3 separate regions of the Homo sapiens genome follow, and all the other regions are linked to region 2. Evidence: chromatin contacts called from ENCODE Hi-C or POLR2A ChIA-PET data. All regions are on one chromosome and are shown on one strand. The core of a region is the stretch at or near the end of the contact, and the rest is flanking DNA. Distances in the headings are between cores, read along the strand shown.

The links. Hi-C counts contacts between places; a loop is a spot of excess contacts on that map. ChIA-PET counts read pairs that join two places held with the same protein, here RNA polymerase II (POLR2A). Pooled maps may share reads with other maps.
Region 1: a loop to region 2 is called in a map of CD4-positive, alpha-beta T cell, with 15 times the contacts of the local background. The contact joins two enhancer-like sites. A Hi-C loop is called at or near these places in 8 of 168 maps with a recorded cell type or tissue (CD4-positive, alpha-beta T cell, CD8-positive, alpha-beta T cell, MCF 10A and 5 more), 1 of 37 single-sample maps with no recorded cell type and 12 of 50 pooled maps. POLR2A ChIA-PET finds 5 or more read pairs at or near these places in 1 of 52 experiments (OCI-LY7).
Region 3: a map of endothelial cell of umbilical vein shows a loop between it and region 2 (4-fold over the local background). The contact joins two enhancer-like sites. A Hi-C loop is called at or near these places in 1 of 168 maps with a recorded cell type or tissue (endothelial cell of umbilical vein) and 3 of 50 pooled maps. POLR2A ChIA-PET finds 5 or more read pairs at or near these places in 2 of 52 experiments (RWPE1 and activated T-cell).

The regions. Positions count from the first base shown.
Region 1 is chr1:198,252,540-198,255,904 of GRCh38, reverse strand. It overlaps NEK7 (NIMA related kinase 7), which reads right to left. Exons shown (of 10, transcript NM_133494.3): 3 at 2,725-2,865. Among named protein-coding and RNA genes, the nearest start is that of NEK7, 97 kb to the right of the region's middle. Within about 2 kb of position 2,109, at least 4 of the 41 ENCODE cell types and tissues checked have a DNase peak (open chromatin) inside an H3K27ac peak, as active enhancers do.
Region 2 is chr1:198,086,536-198,090,190 of GRCh38, reverse strand. No RefSeq gene overlaps it. Among named protein-coding and RNA genes, the nearest start is that of NEK7, 69 kb to the left of the region's middle. Within about 2 kb of position 1,275, at least 3 of the 41 ENCODE cell types and tissues checked have a DNase peak (open chromatin) inside an H3K27ac peak, as active enhancers do.
Region 3 is chr1:198,218,855-198,222,520 of GRCh38, reverse strand. All of the region lies in intron 1 of NEK7 (NIMA related kinase 7), which reads right to left. Among named protein-coding and RNA genes, the nearest start is that of NEK7, 64 kb to the right of the region's middle. Within about 2 kb of position 1,885, at least 3 of the 41 ENCODE cell types and tissues checked have a DNase peak (open chromatin) inside an H3K27ac peak, as active enhancers do.

The sequences.
Region 1 (3,365 bases), core at 860-3,359, 160 kb before region 2:
CAGCACAAGTGTAATATGTCACAAGAATCAATATGTCTAAAATGCAAATATATTTCTCCTTACAAAGGTTTAAGGCGTTGCTCCCTAATAAATAAGGTAAGAATATCTTCACAATATCATTTCTGTCTTCTATGAAGAAATTAGGTTTAAACTAGATGTCACAATATCCACACTAAAGCAGAAAGGAATGGGATAATCCAAAAGAATAAACTTTAACTTCCTACAGTAATTTGAGGTTTATCACAGCGTAAAACAGAGGCAGCTAGAGGGTAATGTCCAATTAATACTGAATGGAAATACAATTGTGCAAATTAACTCACACTTATTCAAATTCCCAATCAATAGAAAAATGCAGCAAGAGCTTTTTTCTTCCTCCCTCCACCCCTTCCTCCATTCTTTCTTTCTTCCCTTCTTTCTTTCTGTTTCTAATGAGAAGGTTCTGCAATGTAAAATATAATCACTAGAGACAGAATTGAGCCCTGTTTTCCACACTCAGAATCAGAGAAGGGATCCAAGAGTCCCCAGAGACCTCCAAATGGATCTCAATCCATCCAACCTCCCATCTTGACAATCTGTGGCAGATTGGCAGCTATGTTCTCTCCATTCTATTCTGTATGTTGAGCTTGTAATTTTACTTTGAAAATAATGGATTTTGAAGATTGTTACTCTACTTGAGAGTCCACAATGCATCCTCAATTGCCTACGGTTCAAATTCCTCTGTCTGGCTCCAATGCTCACCACAATCTGGGCTCATATTTATAGCCTGGCTTAAGTTCCAATTCCACCAATTCCAACAGCTCAAATTGACATCTCCATTCTGTGAACTCTTATTTAAATCAGGAACCCATGCCACAGGGTTTAACATTAAACTGTTCTAGATAGACTCTTGTTCCCCTGGAGGGCAGGAATAATACCACTAGTTTCTTTTTTATTTCCCTGGGTGCTCAGAGATCACAGTAGAAATTTAATCCATTTTAAAAATGAATCAGAGTTCTTTTGTAAGGGAATAATCGTTCCAAAAGTAATCTCTTTCATAAACACTAATAACTACATCCCATATTGTGTTTTCTTAAGCTCTGAGTGGCATATTAAAACAGAGAAGACTGCAATTCTTATATGCTGCTGGCGAAAACTTACACCAGTGCAACTTTGGAAAGCAACTTGGCATTAACTTGCAGTACACATGCATCCCCTGTGGGATGCAGTCATTTCCACTCTTAAGCACAAACAAGAGAGAAATTCTTGTATGTGTAAACTAGGAAAGACATGAGAATATCAGAGAAGCATTGTTTGTAATAGCAAATAACTGTAAACAACTTAAACAACAATCAACAAGAACAAGTGAATATTATACAGTAGCAAAAAGGATAAACTACAGCACATGCACCAACACGGACTAATTGCTCAAACACGAAGCTATGTGAAAAAAGCAAGCTGTGTGAGTGTGTGTGCGTGTAATACATATATAAAACATGCTTCATTTATGTAAAGTTTAAAAAAATGCAAAAGTAAACAATAGACTATTTTAGAAATTCATACCAATGTAGGAAAAACAATAAAGAAAAACAAAGGAATGATAAACATTACATTCAGGATATGGTTATCTCTGAGGGAAGGGAGTAGCACACACATGTCGAAAATATTTTTAATGTTTATTTCTTAAGCTGCCTTGTGGATATGCGGGTATCTCTATTATTGTTTACATCTAACACATATACCAGATAAAACCTTTTATAAATCATTAGTTTCATTTTTAAATGTAAATTAAAACTGTTCATCTCTATATTGGCTGTCACAAGTATACTAATCATCTTAAGAAGTTTAAAAAAAAAAAGACATTTAGATTTCACAGGTATCTGCAGAAAAAAGATAAAAGAGTTGCAAAGCAAAATAGTCTGTAGCACAGGTGAAGAATAACTATTACCATAATTGAAAAAGGGAAGTAAAAGTGTATGATTCACTGTGTGATTTACTGTTTGATGTCATACACACTGGAAGGCAGAAAGACAAGTACTTTCTAGGCCAGAGGACCTCATTAGGGCAAGTGAAACACTCAGGGCTCTGGCAAGTGAGCATTCCAGGGTAGCTCAGTTGGACTGCAACTCCAGGGTTAGGGCAGGACTTGGAAAGAGGAGCTGGAGCAAGATAAATGAATTCGAGAAGACAGGAAAGGGTCTGGATTAGAGAGCAAATCTGATTCCAGAATGACACAAATACAATAAGAGATTTTAAAGTTAGGTATCAATGTTCTAATTTTATCTGCCTCGTTTTTATTTCCAAGTAAATAAAGTTCACTTCATTTTCCTTTCATTTTTTTGCTGGTATAGTTTAACTGCCATTTACTAACTTCGGGCAGTACATTTTGTGACTCTAGTTTCTGACTACAGTGCCTATAGCTGTAGAACTTCAGTGAGTATTCAACATCTAGTTAAATGTCCAGGTAGAAGTAATGGTGATGACTCAAATCTGCCTCTTAAAATCTAGAGTTGTGAAAGCTTTTTGAGGTTCAATACGAGCTAAATTTTTAAAGCCTAGAAATAGTGTTAAAACTAATATTTCCACTCCATACTACACTTGTTTCTGGCTTTTAAAATACAACGTTCAATCTTTCCCAGCATTCTCAACTTAAGGCTATCAGTACCCAATCATTCAGGATATACTTTTCTCATCTATAATTCACATAGTATAATTTTACATTGATTTATATAATTAAAGTCATCTTACCTGCACTTTTTTTAAAGCTACTGGTACTCCATCCAAGAGACAGGCTGCTCTATAAACTTCACTAAATTGTCCGCGACCAATTTTCTTTTCTATTCGAAAGTTGGCTAATGTATTATAGCCCATATCCGGTCGTAAGGCCTTCTGTAATTAAAAATGTCAGAAAAATTTTCAATCACACAATATACACGCAATACACACAATCACTGATCATTTTCATATATGTAGGTGACACATAGGGTAAGTTTGCAGACATCCATTCACTCAACAACAAATATTTACTGAACTTATGCCAGGCACTGTCCTACACACTGACGATACAGTAGCAGACTAGAGAGACAATAATCCCTGTACCTGAGGAACTTACATTCTAGTGAGGGGAATAAACAAGGAATACATTAAAACATACATATATATATATGTGTGTTTTAATAAATATATAAAACATACATACATGTTTTAATAAATATGTAAACATACATACATGTTTTAATACATAAACATACATATGTTTTAATATATAAACATACATATATGTTTTAATATATAAAACATACATATACATGTTTTAATAAATATATAAACATACATATATATGTGTATATATGTACTTTTTATATATATATATATATATATATATATAT
Region 2 (3,655 bases), core at 26-2,525:
ATCTGATCTTGCTAAAGTCAAAGAGAGTTTTTTGTTTCAATGCGAGAGATCCTTATTAAATACAGTGAAATGTGGCTAAAATTTTATAAATAGAGACATTCATCAGGGTTATTTATTGGAAACAACTAAATATCTAATAATAAAACTGTAGAATGAATTGTGATTCATCTATCTCATAAAGTATCTTGTAACCTTTAAAATGATATTTATGAAGACTTCTAATGACAAGAGAAAAGGTTAAATAAATATGTTGTTTAAAAAACAGTAGATAGTGCTTTTGTGCTTAAAAGGAGAGCATTAAAATATATTTCATTTGTAGAATGGAAAGATTATGGAGACAACACAGCATTGTTATTTGGGAAAAAGAAATTATCAAAATTTGAAATATGTATATAGCATGATTTAATTTTTGTAATAAAATTGTGTGGAATAAAGGCTAGAATAAAATAACTCAACATGTCAATAGTGTTTCTCACTGAGTAAAGAGATTATAGATGATTTTAAATTTCACTACTATACATTCATCTTTATAATCAGAAATAAATACTATTTTAAGGTATTTCTATTAGTTTTCTAGAGATACCTAATTCAACCATACCTAATGAAATTTGAATCTTCTGACGTTTATATTAATGGAACTCATATTAAGAAAGTATGCTTAGTAAGGCAATAGCCAACTTGTTAAATATAAATTCACACTTGGTAAGAGGTTTAACCTCTTATAATGATGTTTATAAATTATATAATTAGAATCATTTAATATCCACTGTATACTTGAAACAATTTTTAAAAACAGCCTTGTGACCAATTATATTAACTTCATGTTTATATTAATTCTTAATTTTTAAAATAAAAGTCTATAGTTTCATTCCAAGTATCCTCTATAAAATAAAATATATGTACTGATAGATTGAAGAGAACTAAGAAGATAAATCATTTGCTATTAACAAAATTCTAATGCTTGAATCTCTTTTTGATAAAGTATAATTAACTGAATATAATTGTAACAGCCTGTGTCAGTGCACCCCTCTGTGAGTTAGTTCCTCAGGTAATTAATTTGTAGAGCATTTCCTTTGAGAGCTATTTCCCCTCCTACAATTCCTAGACTTTTTCCTTCTACAGAATGGTCAAGATAAACTACTCCTACTCCTTCAGAAGCACTTATGATTCAAGATTACAGAGGAATGTACTTAGAAAAATGTGCAGTGGAAAAAAGTACTTATATGCATACACACAGACTATGGTTACTGAAAAGTTCACTGAGAAAATATGGTGCTTATCAAGCTTACATACCCTCTCAGATGGCTGCCAGGTCAGGCCACTCAGTTCTCTTTTGCCTGGTTCCCCTCTGAAGTCTTGCCCCTGCGTGATGCTTCCAAGCCTCTACACTGCCAGAAATTCAGCCTAGAGAACCATGTTCAAACCATTTATTCAAACATGCTGACTGCCTCAGCATTTGGGCATGTTGTTAATCGCATCCCCTAAAGTTTATTCTCCACCACGTACAACACAGTGAAAAGCCACTAAAAGAAAAAGAGAGAGAGAACCTCTCCAGTCCTCCTGCTAGGACTGCTAAGTTTTTCAGTGCCTTTTCCTACACCATCACTTCTCAGAAAAAAATTCTCTCCACTCTGAAAGTTGGGGCAAGTTTCAAAACCTGGGTAGGTCTCCCCCTAGTGACAAAGTCAATTCATTTCTTCCAAAACACTTCTGTTTTCATATTTGATTATTTCCTAAAATGCAGGAGATAAATATTTTCCAGATTATGAAGCTTAGATTAAAATCAAAAGTGCTATGGAATTCATATGGACATTATTAATGAAAGTCCCGATTACACAGGAAATTAATACCACAATTTCAGCACTAAGGCATAAGTCATTAAAAACTCCAAAAATAGCCCTAAGGAGTTCTGGATTATTAGTGGCTTGGTATGTGGATGAAATCATAACTTAGTAGTAGAAAAATTGTGAAATTAATTCTCCCAACACCATTGATAGGTAGATATTATTCAGTATGTATTTTACTATGTATTATTTATTTATGAGAGTTAAAGAAACAAAGGCTCAGAGAGGCTAGTACAAAGGTGAGCCAGGGATTTGAATTTTGCCTATTGGATTTCCAAGACTTTGAACTCTGCACTGTCCTGTGTTAACCTAACCTTCCATGCCTCCCTACTCTCTGGCCTCCTGTTGTACTGATTCCAGCTGGAAAGTGACCCAGACCACATGCTTTTGGGCATTTTGTTCTAATAATTCCTGTTTACCCTTCAAGTTTATCTTAGTTGTTGCTTCCTCAAGGCAGCCTTCTCTTAACTCCTACGTTCCTATTTTATATAGCACCATGTACTATCTACTATTCCTATCACATTTCTAATCAAATAAAAAGATATATGATTGATAGGGTTTGGCTCTGTGTCCCCACCCAAATCTCATCTTGAATTGTAATCCCCATAATCCTCATGTGTTGAGGGAGGGATCTGGTGGGAAGTGATTGGATCATGGAGGTGGTTTCTCACATGCTGTCCTCTTGGTAGTGAGTGAGTTCTCACGAGATCTAATGGTTTTATAAGTGTTTGGCAGTTTCTTTTTCACTCTTTCTCTTTCCAGCCACCTTATGAAGAAGGTACTTGCTTCTTGTTTGCCTTCTGCCATGATTGTAAGTTTCCTGAGTTCTCTCCAGCCATGCAAAACTGTGAGTCAATTAAACTTCTTTCTTTCATAAATTACTGTCTTGGGTAGTATCTTTATAGCAGTGTGAGAACAGACTAATACAATGATTGAGTGTTGTCTACCTCTACCACCATGTCCTACATACCCCCAATTAAAGTTTCATGAAGGGAAGCACCTTGCACAGTGTAGGTGATCCATAAATATGTGTTAAATGAATGAATAAGTGAATGAATGAATGGATGAGCTAATGTCGCTCAAGCAAGTTGTGTTTCTGGTACCACTTTTTCTGTCACTTTTGCTTAGCCTCAAATTCTGATACCCATATTTCTTATACTGATCTGATGACTTTACTCTGATACAGATTTTTTACTACACCCTTGCTCTAATGTTGGCATTTTGGGACCTGGATTGTATCCTGAATATCATACAGGTAGTTCTTTCATCCTAAATGGAAGAAAATAAACTCTTGCACATATCACGGTAAGTGCCATTAAACTCATGAGAGAAAAAAGGATTAGAGGGTCCCCATCTATATGGTTGCTCCCTAAATTCAACTCTCCCCAAAGAGACAATAAAAATATATTTACTTTATAGCCCAACACGTTTTGAGAAATTGATCTGCTCTGCAGATGAAAAGAAAAGCAGTTAGAGGGAAGATAACTCACATAAAATGTTCAAAGTACAGCTCTCTTAATGGATTAATATCTGATAGGTTATTTGACATTAGTAAAAGATCCAAGGCCAGGTAAAATTTTTTACTTGGAGGTAATATCATACCCACTTCCTTATATGGAGAAGAAGCCACAAAATCTTCAATTTTCTTTTAGAACTATTTTATTTTATAAATATTTAAAAGCTGTGAAAACAATAGTAGGTATTAAACATAACATATAGTGGCTACTTTTAATAGTACTAATAATCCTAATAGTACTAATAGTACTACTGCTACTAATAATAACCCTAATAATACTAATAATACATGTATT
Region 3 (3,666 bases), core at 636-3,135, 130 kb before region 2:
CCGTCAAAAGTAGGTAATAGAGGGGAAATAAAAACAGGGCAGGTGTCAGGAAGGACAAAGTACAGAATGAGATTCACACAGAAAAACCTAACTGTAAATTATTAGGAGAAAAACCATACAGAACAGTTTTATAATATTCAAATTTCTTTGGGGGAAGGGGAGTTCAATATATTGTCTTGAAAATCTCAAACCAATTAGTTGTTTATCACCTAAAGCTTTTTAATGTGATTGAAAAAAGTTCTCTTAAGCATATTATGGTAACTCCAAATCTTTTAAGTACTACAAATATTTTCACATATATCCAGAAACCTAATACACATTAAAGTAAAACAATCTTCTTACCCTATTATTGCATATGGTCACATATTTTATGGAAAATAAAAGAACAAAATTAGGAATCTGAATATCAGACACAAGCGCTAATTAAATGACAGAACCATTTAGTTTTAAGACATCAGATCTGCTTGCCAGTGGACTGAATTTTCATAATTCATATGACCCTGATAAGAAAACTATTAAACAAAGTACAATATACTGTATATATTACAAATGATACAGTTCTCAACGACACTATACTAGATAACATTATACTAGATAACTATCTTCATTTAAAAACTGAAATAACATTATAACACAGTTCCCTAAATGAAAATAATGCCTTTCCTAGTTCCCATATTTAATAAGTTAATTTTTCTAAAGCTAAAATCCTAAGATAATTATCAGCAAATTAAATCATGCTAAGTATACACTTTTCCCTAAATATCATTTGAATTGAAAAACTACAGCTAACATATTTACCTTAGCTAAAATCTTAATCAAAATAAGAAGCTTTAATCTACATCTGTAGACATCTTCAGTGCATTTAATCTTTGAAAATTTATTTTGCAGAAATTGACCTAAAATAAACCAATATACATTTCAAAACATTAATCTGATTCTTGGCCAATTATATAGTTTTAAAACGTGTAATATAAAAGTTTTTTTAATGAGGCTTAAAAATATGTTTTTAAGAAAAATCATTGGTGCATTTTACCTGTGATCATAATTTTTGTCAAAAAAACTTTATAATTGGTCTTTAGGCAGAAAAAAAATTAATTATATTAAAGAATGTTAAACCAAAGAAAAATACTTCATTCTATATATACTTAATGAAGAAAGATTTAAAGACTGGTCAATCTCATAATCTTTCAAACTCAACTTTTAATTTAAAATGTAACGTAAATCCAATTTAACCAAGAATATCCATAGATTCTAGTTGTTCAAACGGACTTCCTCTTTATGTTTCCAAAGATTATTTAAATAGACTTCCTCTTTATGCTTCCAAGTAATAATTCCATGATGCTATCAAAGTTTCCCTAAAATGAATTATTGACACAGTATGAAATCTTAAATATCAAAATATGTGCTTACCAATTTGAAGAGAGATTTCAAATAGAGCTTCAGAAGTTTTTAGTTTTCTGATTTTTTTCAGAATTCTAGAGTTGAAGCATATTCGTCCAAGCTTATTAATAGTTTCCTTTTCCTGAAATAAAGTGTCTTTTCAATCTTCAAGGTTATTCAAAAACTCAATATTCCTTCTAGTTACATGTACCATTTAAATATTCTGAGAATATTAATAAGACATTTCATTGATTACAACTACAGCTCATAAATAACAAAAAAAGAGGATCAATCATATTTAAGTAGCAACACTACTCCCATCCAAAGGAAAATTATTGACTGAGCTGTATGTACATGTGATACCTAAAAAATGAAAGGGTATCATGGAAACTTGATGGTGACTGATACTTGGCAGAGTCTGAACACTCAAATCCAGAACTAATATTTTTCTTGGCCCCAAGTCACCATTCAGCAGGAATATTCCTGACCTCACTCACCTGCCTCCATTTAACTGAGTCATCCAGTACTTCCCATAATCAAGCAAGTGACATGTCGATATCAGACAATGCAAAAAAATAAGTGCTTAGAGTTGATAGTTCATTCTTAACATTTCTGTGTTATGATGAATGAGTTTTTAAGAACTACTAGGATAACTATCAGATCTTTGAAAAGAACCATGAATGTTTCTAGTATCCCAGTCTCAACATTTATAGTTAAACACATTAAACTAACCTAATACCAATCTTGGTGTTTAAAGCCCTTCTCCATTTAAAGGAATTAGGGCTTTTTGGAGAGATGATTGGTTCTAGGACTCAGGCTGAGAAAGAACAAGCTGAGTCTGAAACATTTTGTTGTGCCAAAGACAAGGTAGTATTCAAAGAACAATGTGGACATGTCAAAAAGACATAAAAGCCAGCTTGAATGGGTTCCCATCGGCCACATTTGGTACAATTTGAGAGTAACAAATTATAATCCATTGAATAAAGTAAGAACCTATGAGTTAATAACAATATAAATTAATAAATAGTGAAAAGGGGGAACCTACTTCTTACAAAAGAATGCCACCTAATAAAGCAAGAACAATGGGATTTAAAAATCAATATTTGCCAGTCATCACAGAAATAACTGATTCAGGCAAGAATCATCAATGGATGATTAGTGCAGCAAAGTTTACAGTGTCTCATAGTATTTCCCACCCCACCCCCCGCCCCAAAAAAGCACATATTAATTACAAAGGGAAAAAGAGTGATTTCATAGTAGAGAGCCTGGCAGTCATCACATTAGCCAAATAATCAAAAGTTAACATCACCAGTAATGGGACATGCAGATATGTGCCTCCAAATACAATGCACTTAGTAGAAAACATCACCTCTGTGATATTCCTGCCAAAAATATAAACCCTGAATTGCTTCAACTTATTTTAATCGACAAATAAAAATTCTATATACTTATTTTATACAATAATGATGTTTTAAAATGTGTGTACAGTGGTGAAGTCTAGGATTTTAATGCACCTGTCACCGGAATAGTATATACTGTACCCAAAAAGTAGTTTTTCATCCCTCACATCCCTCCCACCCTTCCCCATTCTGAGTCTCCAATGTCCATTAACTCACACTGTATGCCTTTATGTACCCATAGTTTAGCTCCCAATTATAAGTAAGAACATGCAGTATTTGGTTTTTGATTCCTCATTTACTTCATTTAGAATAATGCCCTCCAATTCCATCCAAGTTGTTGCAGAAGACATTATTTCATTCGTTTTACAGCTTAGTAGTATTCTACACACACACATATATATATACACACACAAACATACACACATATATATACACATATTTTAATATATTAATTATATATAAAAATAGAAAATTATAAACATTTTTATGTAAAATATACATAAATTTAATAGATATATATAAAACATATATACACACACACACCAATATTTTCTTTATCCATTCATCAGTTGAGGGGTACTTAGGTTGATTCCATTTCTTTGCAATTATAAATTGTGCTGTAATAAACATACACGTGCAAGCGTTTCTTTGATACAGTGACTTCTTTTTCTTTGGGTAGACACCCATCAGTGGAATTACTAGATCAAATAGTGGATTAACTTTGAGTTCTTTGAAATATTTCCATATTGTTTTCCACAGAGGTGGTGCTACTTTACATTCCCACCAGCAGTGTGTAAGTGTTCCTTTTTCACCATATCCATGCCAGAATCTATGGCTTTTTGACTTTTTAAATAAGGGCCATTCTGGCTGGGGTAAGGTGGTATCT